Linked DNA regions of Homo sapiens: regions 1, 2 and 4 are each linked to region 3. The links are chromatin contacts, found by Hi-C or POLR2A ChIA-PET in ENCODE. All regions are on one chromosome and are shown on one strand. The core of a region is the stretch at or near the end of the contact, and the rest is flanking DNA. Distances in the headings are between cores, read along the strand shown. Region 1 holds the start of ARRDC1-AS1 (ARRDC1 antisense RNA 1). Region 2 holds the start of MRPL41 (mitochondrial ribosomal protein L41). Region 3 overlaps GRIN1 (glutamate ionotropic receptor NMDA type subunit 1). Region 4 holds the start of PHPT1 (phosphohistidine phosphatase 1).

The links. A loop is a pair of places that touch in the nucleus more often than their neighbours do. ChIA-PET counts read pairs that join two places held with the same protein, here RNA polymerase II (POLR2A). Pooled maps may share reads with other maps.
Region 1: a loop to region 3 is called in a pooled map, with 7 times the contacts of the local background. The contact joins the promoter of ARRDC1-AS1 here to the enhancer-like site in region 3. A Hi-C loop is called at or near these places in 9 of 37 single-sample maps with no recorded cell type and 5 of 50 pooled maps.
Region 2: a pooled map shows a loop between it and region 3 (12-fold over the local background). The contact joins the promoter of MRPL41 here to the enhancer-like site in region 3. A Hi-C loop is called at or near these places in 2 of 37 single-sample maps with no recorded cell type and 4 of 50 pooled maps. POLR2A ChIA-PET finds 5 or more read pairs at or near these places in 1 of 52 experiments (GM12878).
Region 4: a loop to region 3 is called in a map with no recorded cell type, with 17 times the contacts of the local background. The contact joins the promoter of PHPT1 here to the enhancer-like site in region 3. A Hi-C loop is called at or near these places in 1 of 168 maps with a recorded cell type or tissue (naive thymus-derived CD4-positive, alpha-beta T cell), 5 of 37 single-sample maps with no recorded cell type and 9 of 50 pooled maps. POLR2A ChIA-PET finds 5 or more read pairs at or near these places in 2 of 52 experiments (both WTC11).

What each region holds. Positions count from the first base shown.
Region 1 is chr9:137,617,338-137,620,177 of GRCh38, reverse strand. ARRDC1-AS1 (ARRDC1 antisense RNA 1) reads left to right here and starts at 1,283. Exons shown (of 3, transcript NR_122035.1): 1 at 1,283-1,647; 2 at 1,987-2,244. It overlaps EHMT1 (euchromatic histone lysine methyltransferase 1), which reads right to left and starts at 1,173. Exons shown (of 27, transcript NM_024757.5): 1 at 1,129-1,173. The coding sequence starts at 1,149. RefSeq lists enhancers at 47-765, 1,431-1,480 and a silencer at 1,091-1,390.
Region 2 is chr9:137,550,176-137,553,288 of GRCh38, reverse strand. It overlaps MRPL41 (mitochondrial ribosomal protein L41), which reads right to left and starts at 1,410. Exons shown (of 2, transcript NM_032477.3): 1 at 1,311-1,410; 2 at 734-1,215. The coding sequence starts at 1,207. The coding sequence ends at 794. It overlaps LOC124902317 (a long non-coding RNA gene), which reads left to right. Exons shown (of 2, transcript XR_007061883.1): 2 at 588-762. It overlaps PNPLA7 (patatin like domain 7, lysophospholipase), which reads left to right and starts at 2,887. Exons shown (of 35, transcript NM_001098537.3): 1 at 2,887-3,113. The coding sequence starts at 3,092. RefSeq lists a silencer at 1,139-2,088.
Region 3 is chr9:137,149,885-137,153,071 of GRCh38, reverse strand. All of the region lies in intron 4 of GRIN1 (glutamate ionotropic receptor NMDA type subunit 1), which reads right to left. Among named protein-coding and RNA genes, the nearest start is that of GRIN1, 12 kb to the right of the region's middle. RefSeq lists an enhancer at 1,322-1,641. Within about 2 kb of position 1,556, at least 4 of the 41 ENCODE cell types and tissues checked have a DNase peak (open chromatin) inside an H3K27ac peak, as active enhancers do; they include GM12878, where a contact is called at or near this core.
Region 4 is chr9:136,847,989-136,851,126 of GRCh38, reverse strand. PHPT1 (phosphohistidine phosphatase 1) reads right to left here and starts at 1,718. Exons shown (of 3, transcript NM_014172.6): 1 at 1,537-1,718; 2 at 990-1,114; 3 at 103-372. The coding sequence starts at 1,696. The coding sequence ends at 280. It overlaps AJM1 (apical junction component 1 homolog), which reads right to left. Exons shown (of 3, transcript NM_001080482.5): 3 at 2,326-3,138. RefSeq lists silencers at 1,397-1,476, 1,867-1,926, 2,107-2,186, 2,267-2,326, 2,547-2,776 and an enhancer at 1,467-1,746.

The sequences.
Region 1 (2,840 bases), core at 34-2,533, 470 kb before region 3:
AAAAACTCCTTGCATTGAATTTAAGAATTCCCCTGCACCTTCCCAGTTTACTTATTTCAACACCCCCCAAAAATGCAGGAAAAAAATAAACAAAAAGGCCATACATTACCTGAGTTAAAATACAGTGTTAAGTCTATGCACCAGGATACTGTACGGCTTCTTACTACACCTTAACTTTCTAAGCTTTAGAAGTCTCAACTGTTACTAGACAGTTAATTTCAAAGAAATACTTCTACGCTGACAGTTTTCTCCAAACCGGTCCCTTATCTCAGCCCTAGGACCACACTATTTCTGCATCTCCACGGACACACCACCTCCTGCTTGCTTTTCCTTCAGAGGGACGCCAGTGGTCCACTCGCAAGACTTTAATCTCTACGCTGCTTCCTTTCCTAAGCAAGGAAACAAACTATCCTTGAGAATGAGCACGGGGAAGGCCGAGACCATTAACAAAAGAATGTGAACTTTTTACATCGAGAGCCCTTTAAAGCTGCTGGTTTGGAAATAAACTTGAGTCCGCAAGCTTCCCACCGAGCGTGCTTTCCTGCTTCTGACAGCCAGCAGGGCTGGAGCAGCATTGTCTGGGGAGAAACACGCCGGGACTGGCCAACTTTTCGTTAAAGATGGTGCCATCCTACTCAGAACAAAGTGAAAGGTCAACGAAGCGAAGGAAGAGCTCCGAGAGGAGGGACAGCCTCGCCTCGGCCGGCGCTCCAAAGTTGGCCGGCCCCGCTACTTTTCCTTTTGTCCTCCGCACCTCCCCGGCACCCTGGCCGAGGCCCTCCCCGCAGATCCGGCTTGCGGGCGGCGGCGGCGGCACGGGGTCCGTGGGGGGCGCGGGCACAGGTACGCGGTCGCCTCCCTCACCTGCGCCCCCGCCCGCTCCCCCAGCCGCCGCCCGGCCCGCGCCGCGCACAAAGCGCGCCCGGCGGGAGCGCGGGCCGGACGCCCGGCGGCCTCGGCCCGGCCTCGGCCTGAGGCGGCGGCAGCGGCGGCGGCGGCGGCGGGGGGACCCGGGGCCCCGCCCGCCCGCCGGCCGCCTGCCGCCGCCCCGCCCGGTTCTTCGCCCCCGCGCCGCCTCCGCCGCTGCCCGCCGCCCCCGCGCCGCCCCCCGCCGGCCCCGCTGCTCACCTCGGCATCGGCGGCGGCCATGGCCCGGGCCCGCAGCGTGGCCCCGCCCCTCCCGCGCGCCATCGCCCCGCCCGCGCCTCGCGGCCCAGAGTCGGGGCGGGGCCGATCGCCTACGTCTGCGCCTGCGCCTGCGCCCGCGCCTGCGCGTTGGAGCTCGACCGGTGCGGCGCCTGCGCACTGGAACCAGGCGTGCGGCGCCCCAGGCGCCGGGCCTGCGGCGGCCGGAACCGGAACGCGCGCCCGCGGGGTAGGAGACCTGGAGCTGGAGAACCCGCCCGCCAGAGTCGTAGTAGTGGATGGGGAGTAGCCGTCCCATTTTCAACACATGTCTCATTCTAAATTGACGTTTTGGTGGGCTGGCCGAAGAAGGAGAAAGACCCGCGGCTCCGACCTCTGACCTCTAACCCCGGACGCACTTTGATTTCGCCGGCTTGCGCGGAAGGCTGACTCCCTGGGCCGCGGCCTGGCGCGGGAGCCGCCTGTGGGGTGTCCCCGGCGCGGGAGGGTGCTCTGGTTCAGGCAGGTTCCCGTTGCGGCGGGGTTCCCTCGGTTGGGAGGAATGCCCCTGCCGAGGGTATGCTCCGGCTGGAGGGGGTGTCCCTAACGGCGGGAATACCTGGACTGGCTGGGGTGTCCCACTGGGGAGGGTTTCCCGGTGGGGAGGTGTCTGGCGGGGGAGCGGCTCCGGCTAAGCATGGGTGTTCTGCTAGGAGGATGTGTCTGGCTGGGGGCGGTGTCCCAATCGGGAGGGTTGCCCTGATGGGGGAGGTTCTACAGTTGTGGAGATGCCAACCTGGGGGGCGCTCCGGTTGGGGGGTGTGCCCTCTCTGGTTACCCCGCTCTCGCTGCCACTCATAGGCCCGCTGCCCAGGTATGCACAAGTCAAGGCCTTTTCTGCAGACCAAGTAGCCTTCCCTGGAGAGCGCCCCCAGCACCACGGAAACTACCTACATGCCCCGCGGTGGTCAGCCCGCCTTATCCCAGCCCCGAGACCCAAAACAAGAAGCATGGACTGAATTTGAGGTTTCTGGATGGTCGTGTGAACCGAGGGGACGGGTACTGGACTGACAAGAAATGAGCCTTGAAGGTCAATCTGGGTGACACCCGAGTCTCCTGGTGAGTCGGACTCCGGAGAATTATCTCAAGTCCAGCATAGACAGCGCACATAGACAGAAAAGGAAACGGACAATCCCAAGTGCCAAGGGAACCTTCCCAGGTTTCTTTAGGGCAGCTAAACTGCTCTGTCAAAGCCTAAGTCCATTTATGACAGGCCGAGCACCCTGAGCCCTCGCAGGAGACACGAGCGCCTTCATGGCCCTCCTGCCCCGCACCCACCTCTCCGCCACCCCTGCTGTCTGTCCCTTCCCTGAAACCTTTATTTCGAGTGTCTTTGTGGCTTCCCTCTTTACCATCCTTGAGTTGAAATATCACCTCTTAAGGGAAGCCTTCCCTCTCCTCCCTAGTTAAAATGATACTGCCCCCCCATACCTGTCTTCGTTGACTTACTTGGCTCCATCACAGTGTGTGTCATGTGACTCTCCCACATCCTGATTTGGAATATTGTCTCCCTACTAGAATGTAAGTCCATGGTGCCTAGAACAATACCTGGTGTACAGGAGACAAAATATTTGTTGACTGGGCCGGGTGCGGTGGCTCACGCCTGTAATCCCAGCACTTTGGGAGGCCGAGGTGGGCAGATCATGAGGTCAGGA
Region 2 (3,113 bases), core at 161-2,660, 400 kb before region 3:
CTTTTTTGAGACGGAGTCTCACTCTGTTACCCAGGCTGGAGTGCAGTGGTGCGATCTCGACTCACTGCAAGCTCTGCCTCCTGGGTTTAAGCGATTCTCTTGCCTTTGGAGTAGCTGGGACTACAGTCGCACGCCACCACGCCTGGCTAATTTTTGTATTTTTAGTAGAGATGGGGTTTCATCATGCTGGCCAGGCTGGTCTTGAACTCCTAATCTTGTGATCCTCCCGCCTCAGCCTCCCAATGTGCTGGGATTACAGGCGTGAGCCACCGCACCTGGCCTTATCCCTTTCTTCTTTTCTGATGATACAACACAACATGTCACTATATGTCAGATTGCAACAGGAAATTTTCCTAGGCTGGGCGCAGTGGCTCACACCTGTAATCCCAGCATTTTGGGAGGCTGAGGCGGGCGGATCATTTCAGCCCATGAGTTCTCAGCCTGGGCAGCATAGTGAGACCCCCATCTCTGTATCTTTGTTCCCTGGGTGAATAATTTGGGGGATGAACTGACCAGTGCTGTCATCCGGCACAATCTGCCTTGTAAATTCTTTCTCCTGCAAGCTGAGTGATGTTTGCCCTTGGCAGGTTCCCAGAACCTTCGGACTCGGAAGATGACCTCCAAAGAGGTTCACAGCGCCGAGTCTGCATGAGAACTCGGCTTAGGTGCCTGCACTGAAATCTGTCATGCTGCACACTTTGCCATGACCTGAGGCCAAAAAACAAACACCGTATAGCTGGCAAAGGCGTTTAATAGAAATGAGATGAGGGCAGGCCGCCCCTCCCCCGCCCAGCTAGCGCAGGAAGTTCCTGGGGTAGAGCTGGAAGAGCTTTCCCTCCTGTGTGGGCTCGAAGCCGTACTTTTCCAGGTTGTCAGGGTCGAAGGTACCGTCCTTGAAGTCCTTTTCGATGGCAGGCGCCACGGCTTCGCTGAAGAGCTGCGCGGCCGTCAGGGGCGTCTCCTCGCTCTCAGGGGCGAGGTAGCTCACGTAGGGCTTGAGCTTGAAGCCGGTCAGATCCGGGACGACGAACTCCGGGACCATCTCCTTGATCTGCACGAACCTCCAGCCCGAGGTGAGGAAGCCGATGCCCTTGGCGCCCCGGCCCTTGCGGCCCCTGAAGCTGCGCGGGCCCCGCTTGCTCGTCCACTTGCTCATTCGGTCCGCACCCCGGACCAGGCAGCGCGCCGCTGCGGCCAGGACGCCCATGCCGCGCCCTGCGGGAGGAGAGAGCGGGTAGTCGCGGCCCCGGGAACCCGGCCAGCCCCGCCCCTGGCCGCGCGCGGCGCCCGCCCCAATCCGACAGACTCACCTGGACCGGAGACCCCACACGAGCTCCAAGCGGCCCCGGCTCCGGCGCCAACCCGGCCTCGACCTTGCTCCGCTTCCGACCGCTGCGTCGCAGCAAGAGCGGCTCCGATTGGCCGCGGCCGCCGCGTCCAATAGCGGCCCCAATCTGGTAGGGGGTGTGGCCGCGGGGACTCGGCCAATGCGAGGAGCGCGCGGGGCGGGGCGGGGCTCGCGGGGCTGGCGGTGCGGGGCCGGCGGTGCGGGGCTCGCGGGGCGGGGCTCGCGGGGCGGGGCTCGCGGGGCGGGGCTCGCGGGGCGGGGCTCGCGGGGCGGGGCTCGCGGGGCGGGGCTGGCGGATGAGTGATCGCTCTCAGCGCGGTGGTCCCTGGCGTCTCCACTGCCCGCCACTGCCTGTGTTCGTCCGCCAGGTGGCCGGCGGTTTCCCGGGAGCCCAGTCCCCCTGAGGCCGTGAGGTGGCGTCGGGAGGTCGGGGAGGACGCGGGCCCTGGACTCGAGACGGCCGCCGCGTTGACGCCGCGACCCTGCCTTTCTTACCCCTCCGCCGGGCGCGGCTCCTCTGGGCGGAGCCGGCAACCGCGCGGGGAAAGCCCGGGACCTGCAGCCGGGAGGGCCCGGGCTGTCTGTGCTCCCCCGCAGGCCGGGCAGTGGTGTGGGGGGACTCGAGCCCTCGCGGTGCCCAAATTAATCAATAATCTTGGACCCAGCACGTCCGGCTTGCGCACTGAGCCCTCCTGCCCGGTCACCCTCGCAGGCGACCTCTCACCCCACGCGGAAGTCGCCCCCCAGCCGCACCCTCACAATCCGGATCCACCCCCTCCCCAGCTGCACCCCGTCCCCAGCGGCACCCCCACAGCCCAGATCCATCCCCTCTCCAGCTGCACGCCCTTCCCCAGCGGTACCCCCACACCCCAGATCCATCCCCTCCCCAGCTGCACCCCCTCCCCAGCGGCACCCCCACGCCCCAGATCCACCCCCTCCCCAGCTGCACCCCCTCCCCAGCGGCACCCCCACGCCCCAGATCCACCCCCTCCCCAGCTGCACCCCCTCCCCAGCGGCACCCCCACACCCCAGATCCACCCCCTCCCCAGCTGCACCCCCTCCCTAGCGGTACCCCCACTCGCCGGATCCACGCGCTCCCCAGCTGCACCCTCTCCCCAGCAGTACCCCCACACCCCAGATCCACCCCCTCCCCAGCTGCACCCACTCCCCAGCGGTACCCCTACACGCCGGATCCACCCCCTCCCCAGCTGCACCCACTCCCCAGCGGCACCCCCACACCCCAGATCCACCCCCTCCCCAGCTGCACCCACTCCCCAGCGGTACCCCTACACGCCGGATCCACCCCCTCCCCAGCTGCACCCTCCTCCCCAGCTGCATCCCCACACCCCGGATCCACGCCCCGCCAGCGTCACCTCCCCTCCAGCCGTGCTTCTCCAGAAGGCAGCGCTGCCCCCATCCCCGCCGCGCTGGGCCTGGCTCCTCTTGACCTGCTTGGATACGCCCCATCTGGCTGCTGTTCTGGGTTCCGGGACAGCCACGTGAGGGCTGTTTACAGAGGGAAGGAGGTGGCTCCTAGCAGATGACAGACACTTCTCAAAAGACAGCTTTTCTTCCTGGAGAACAGACTTTTTCAGCAGGATTTTCCTTTCAGTGAAACATAATTTGACTTGAAAGGAACCCAGGGAAAAGTGTCCAGGTGTGAGCATGAGCGGGTAGAGGTGTGCCCTTGTTTGCTTCAGGCTGTCTGCTTTTCGCCCCTGACTGTTTTTTCTGTTTCTGGCCATGGAGGAAGAGAAAGATGACA
Region 3 (3,187 bases), core at 307-2,806:
ATGGCATGTGTGCACGTGTATGTGTTGTGTATGACCTGTACATGATTCTGCATGTGTGAGTAGAGATGTATGAGTGGTGTGATGGTGTGTGTACATGCATTTGCGCACATGTGTGTATGGTGTATGCATGGTACATGTGGTGTGTATATGGCATGTGCATACATGCGTGTGTGTTGTGTATGACCTGTACATGATTCTGCATGTGTGGGTAGAGATGTATGCATGGTGTGACTATAGTGTGTATACATGCATTTGTGCACGTGTGTATGGTATGTGCATACACATGTGGTGTGTGGTGTGTGCTCATGGGCATGGATGTGTGGTATGCACGTGGTTCCTGTGTGCCCTGACCATGTCCCTTCCCCTGGGCTGGCCTTTTTCTTAGGGCCATGTCTGGAAACGTGACCTTGGCCCTGAGGCTGGCAACGCGGGGTCAACCTGTGGGACCGCAGTGCACGGCTCAGGGGCTCACAGGCCGAGAAAAAAAAGTGGAGAAAACGCCCCCTCCCCTCTCTGTGGGGACCTGGGCATGGCGGGGTTCTGTGGATTGGTTTTGTATGTGGTTTTCTCTCCCGTGTCCTGTTGGTCACTCCAGTTAGAATGTAGGGATCAGGCAGGTCTAGCTTGATGTGAACTTGTCTATTGCAAAAGTGGCCAACAGTGGAACAGGTATGTTTTAGGGCAATCGATTCCTTGAGTTGACCCATCTTGGATGAAGAAATTCCACTTCCCAGCCAGCTGTCTGTCCATTTGTTCACCTGCCCATCCATCCTTTTATCCCATCACAGCTACAGAATTTCTCTCAAGCTCTGTGATGAGTAAGGGAAGTGTAAACAATTCAGAAAATAACAGAAGAGGCCACAAGTGGCTGGGCACGGTGGCTCACTCCTGTAATCCCAGCACTTTGGGAGGCCGAGGCGGGCAGATCATGAGGCCAGAAGATTGAGGCCATCCTGGCTGACATGGTGAAACCCCGTCTCTACTAAAAATACAAAAAAGTAGCAGGGCGTGGTGGCAGGGGCCTGTAGTCCCAGCTACTTGGGAGGCTGAGGCAGGAGAATGGCGTGAGCCCGGGAGGTGGAGCTTGCAATGAGCCGAGATCGAGCCACTGCACTCCAGCCTGGGTGACAGAGTGAGACTCCATCTCAAAGAAAAAAAAAAAAAAAAAAAAAGAGGCCACAAGTTCGAGACCAGTCTGGCCAACATGGTGAAACCCCGTCTCTACTAAAAATACAAAAATTAGCCGGGTGTGGTGGCTTGTGCCTGTAGTCCCAGCTACTCGGGAGGCTGAGGCAGGAGAATCGCTTGAACCCAGGAGGCAGAGGTTGCAGTGAGCTGAGATTGTACTACTGCACTCCAGCCTGGGTGACAAAGCAAGACTCCCTCTCAAAACAACGAAAAAGGAAATTAACTTCTGAGAGTCTGGCGGGGCTTTCTCTAAGAGGGGCTTTTTCTGGGCGGGGCTTTTTCTGGTAGGGGCTTTCACTGGGTGGGGCTTTCCCTGGGTGGCACGTTTCTGGGTGGGGCTTTCTCTGAGTGGGAATTTCTCTAAGTGGGAATTTCTCTGGGTGAAGCTTTCCCTGGGCGGGGCTTTCCCTGGGTGGGGCTTTCTTCTGGGTTGGGCTTTCTCTGGGCTGGTCTTTTTTCTGGGTGGAGTTTTCCCTGGGCGGGTCTTTTTCTGGGCTGGGCTTTCCCTGGGTGGGGCTTTTTTTCTGGGCGGGGCTTTCCCTGGGCGGAGCTTTCCCTGGGCGGAGCTTTTATCTGGCCAGAGCTTTTTCCTGGGCGGGTCTTTTTTTCTGGGAGGGGCTTTCCCTGGGCTGGTCTTTTTTCTGGGCAGGGCTTTCACCAGGCGCGACTTTTTTCTGGGCGGGACTTTTTTCTGGGCGGGTCTTTCCCTGGGCGGGGCTTTCCCTGGGCGGGACTTTTTCTGGGCAGGGCTTTCCCCGGGCGCGACTTTTTTCTGGGCGGGGCTTTCCCTGGGCGGGTTTTTTTTCTGGGCGGGGCTTTCCCTGGGCGGGACTTTTTCTGGGCGGGGCTTTCCCTGGGCGGGTCTTTTATCTGGGCAGAGTTTTCCCTGGGCGGGTCTTTTCTCTGGGCTGGGCTTTCCCTGGGCGGGTCTTTTTCTGGGTGGGGCTTTCCCTGGGCGAGGCTTTCGCTGGGCAGGGCTTTTATCTGGGCGGGGCTTTTTTATGGGCGGGGCTTTCCCTGGGCTGAGCTTTTATCTGGCCAGAGCTTTTCCTGGGCGGGTCTTTTCTGGGCGGGGCTTTCCCTGGGCGGTCTTTTTTCTGGGCAGGGCTTTCCTTGGGCTGGTCTTTTTTCTGGGCGGGGCTTTCCCTGGGCGGGCTTTTATCTGGGCAGAGCTTTCCCTGGGCAGGTCTTTTTTTCTGGGCGGGGCTTTCCCTGGGCGGAGCTTTCCTTGGGCTGGTCTTTTTTCTGGGCGGGGCTTTCCCTGGGCGGGCTTTTATCTGGGCGGAGCTTTCCCTGGGTGGGGCTTTCCCTGGGCAGGTCTTTTTTCTGGGCTGGGCTTTCCTTTGGCGGGTCTTTTTCTGGGCGGGGCTTTTATCTGGGCGGAGACTTCTCTTGGCGGATCTTTTTTTCTGGGCGGGGCTTTCCCTGGGCGGGCTTTTATCTGGGTGGAGCTTTCCCTGGGTGGGGCTTTCCCTGGGAGGACCTTTTTTCTGGGCGGGGCTTTCCCTGGGCAGGTCTTTTTCTGGGCGGAGCTTTCCCTTGGCGGGTCTTTTTTTCTGGGCGGGTCTTTCCCTGGGCGGGGCATTCCTTCTTTGGGACCTGTGCATACCCTTGGGACTTTGCCTGGTCACGTCTTTAAAAATCTTTTTTCCTGGAGCCCAGGCCAACCCTCCCTGGGGCTTGCAGTTGGATGAGTGGAGTGGACAAGTGACCTGTGAGCTTAAAGCCGAGTGCAGGGGGCGTAATGGGGGACGATTAGTGCCTTTTTATAGCAGCTGCAGGAGGAGCATGTAAGGCCCCGTGGGCAGCTCTAAGCAACAACCCTACCTTGGGCTGGGGAGATTCCTGCCTTCTAGTCCGAGGAGCCCTGGCTGGCCCCACCCTGCGTTCTGCCCTGGTGAGGGGGCTGCATCTGTCTCCGTGCTAGAGGGTCATTTGATGGACCGTGGAAATGGTGGTCTGCCCTGGGACTGAGAGTGTCGCCGGCTCTTTCCCATAT
Region 4 (3,138 bases), core at 469-2,968, 300 kb after region 3:
CTCCTGTGTTCCCCCACCCACCTGCTTTAGTTAGGGTCTGGGGGCCCCCGGAGGTGGTGACGCAGGGTGCAGGAAGCCAAGGACAGAGTTCAGAAGCCGGCAGGTGTGGCAACACGTTTAATTCTGTGGCCAGGCTAGCCTGTCTCCAAGGCCTGGTGGACAGCACGTCACCAGAGGCTGCCGCAGGAGCAGGCAGGGCCAGCCCTGCAAGAGGAGTGCAGGCAAAGGCGGGGGCTCTGAAGTGGCTGCTGGAGGCAGCAGGCCCCGGGCTGGGAGTGCTCAGTAGCCGTCGTTAGCCCAGGTGACCTCGTAGTCGGGGTACTTGGCTTTGATTTTCTCAGTTGAAATGGCGTGCTGGGCAGGACCATAGGCCTGGAGAAGAGAAGACGCCTGCTGGCACTACCTGGACCCTTCAACCCGATACCCGGCTCTGGGCATCCAGCCACCAGCCACACCAGAAGCGAGTGTGGGAAAGGGATAGGCAGTGCCTGGGGATGCCAAACCCACCATCCCGACCGCCCTTGGGGGCTCCCCTGGGGAGAGGCGACCTCCACAGGCAAGCAAACCTTGATGGTGGATCCTGGGGCCTGAGGCGCCCAGAGGGACGCACGTGGGTCTCATCTGCTGGTGGTTTTTGTGAAGAGCACAGGTGGGGACTCTGAGCTCCACCCAGGTACTGACTGCCTCTGGGGGCCCAGGGCCCAAAGTGCTGGAGGACAGCTAGAGCCCAGCAAGGCCTCCCAAGGCAGGGAGAGGAGACAGCCGGCCATGTCTGGGGGTGTCCGTCCCACCCCTCAGGTCTGGCGTGTGCTCCATGGGGGAATGCAGGAACACAATGGGCCCTGGAGGGAGGGCTCTGCCGCCGACCCTGGGAGAACCCCAGGAAGCCTGCGTGCTCAGCTGGGGCCACGGGTCAGGGCAGCAGGCTCAGGTGGGCCTCGAAGCTGGTACTGGGGCCTCCGGCAGGGCGGGACGGGGCTGCGGCTCACCATGGAATAGCCGTACACGTGAATCTTCTTGTCCTGACTCTGGTGGGAGATGCGCCCGCCGCCCAGACACTCACAGTCGCAGCCTTGCTTCTGCATGTCGCCCGACACTTTGTCGTAGATGTCCGCTGGGATGGGAGGGCGGCCTCAGGACGTGCCCTGGCCGCCCTTGGAGGCCGCGGGAGGAACTCCCAGCCGAAGGGGTCTGAAATCCCAGCTCTGAACAGCCCCTTCCCCAGGAGAGACGAAGCCCCTTGAGGCTGGGACAGGGATGAATGAGCGAAGGAGGGTGGAACCGGGGAGGGCGCGGGAACTGGGAGACTGCTGGGGAGGGTGTCAGGCCGTGTCACGCCCTTCCCGCCCAGGACCTCAGCCTGGGTCAAACCTAGCAGGGGCAGGACTCGGAGCAGAGCGCAGTCCGCTACGGCCCGCAGCCCCGCCCCCGCCCCGCCAGCCCCGCCCCTGCCTCGTCAGCCCCGTCTCCGTCCCGCCAGCCCCGCCCCCGCCTCGCCAGGCGTGCCCCTGGCATGCCCGCAGGTCCCGCCCTCACCATGGTACTCAGCCCACTTGTAGCCGCGCACGATCTCCTTGCTCTCTGCAGCCGGAGCCCCGGAGCGGGGAGCCGAGTGGACTCGGATCAGCACATACTTGAAGACGCCGTCGGAGTCGATGTCCACATCAGGAATGAGAGCGAGGTCCGCCACCGCCATGTTCCTCCTCCCGGAGTCCCCTCCTCCCACCCGACCCGGGGGCCGCTTGTACTGCGGGAGGCGGGCTCTGCGAGAGCGACGACCAATCCCGTCGGGGAATGCTTCCCAAGGCCCAGCGCCTCAGCCAATTGTACCGCCGACCGAGGCACGTGCTGACCAATCGCAATCCAGTTCCTTGCCGCCTTGCGGCTCCGCCAGCCCCGCTTAAAGGAAACGTGGAATCGGGAATGGGTGGTGATGAAATCCAGCCAACGGAGAAGTTCCTCTCCAGCGGGGTCCGGTGGCACCCTTGGAACGGGGCAGTTAGGCGGCCCGCGAGGCTGGGGCAACGAGGGAGGCCTGAGGGACTTGCCAGCCCTGACCTCCTGTCCCGCACGTAGTCCGAAGACCACCCTCCCCGTGGCCCCCACCGCCCAAAGGCCTCCCTCTCTCCCCCTCCCACCGCCCGAAGGCCTCCCCCCTCCCCGCTCTCCACCGCCCGAAGGCCTCGCTCTCCACCCCCTCCACCGCCCGAAGGACTCCCTCTCTTCCCCGTCCACCGCCCGAAGGCCTCTCCCTTTCTCCTCTCCACCGACCGAAGGCTTCCGTCCCCAACCCCGCTACCGGTACAAGGAGGCAACGGCAGCCGCTACATTCAAGTTCTATTTTACTTGGTTCGAAAGCTCTTGCCCCCTGGAAATTATTCCGGTCCAGGGGCGTTCCCGGCCGGCCCTCAGGGGTGGGGCCGAATGCAGAGGCCCTGGGGTAGGGGGCGCGGGGCGCGGCGGCGGGTGGGCAAGCGGGACGCCTGGCCGGTGCAGACGCGCGGGGACGAGATGGGCGTGCCGGGTGCGAAAGCAGGAGCGGAGGCGGGGGTGCCCAATTTCTCTCACTTGGTGCCCCCTCCCCTGGCTCCGAAGTAGGGCTGGGGACTCCAGGAGGGCCCTTGCGTTTGGCCTCCACCCCTCTCCCGCATACCCCACCCTCCAGAGAGCTCTGGGCGCGGACCAGGGTGCACTTGGGGGACAGGTGGAGGCCGGGCCGCCGGGCTTGCGCCTCCACGCCCGCAGTACGGCGTGCGGCCAGAGCGGGTGTGCGGGGACCTCTCGGGACAGGTCAAGCCCCCTCGGGTGGGCTTCCACGCTTACCAACTAGCTCTCTCCCTCACCTGCTCGCACCACGCTTTGCCCTCCAGGCTCCCACCTGGGAACGCCCCGTCCCTTGGTCCTTCCTCTCCTAGCCAGGTGTCAGCTCTGGCCAGGCCCAGGTGCTCTGCTTCCCCTGTTCAGGTCCCCTGCCCCTTCGGCTGGGAGACTTGCATATCGGCCTGAAGACCTCCCTGCGGTTTTTCCCAGCTCCTGCAGGGCCCAGACTGCAGCGGCTGGAGGCGAAGGGACGGCAGGGCGCGTGGCGTGGTTAGTGTGCTGGCTCCGACCAGCGGGAACGCACTGCGCACCGTCCGC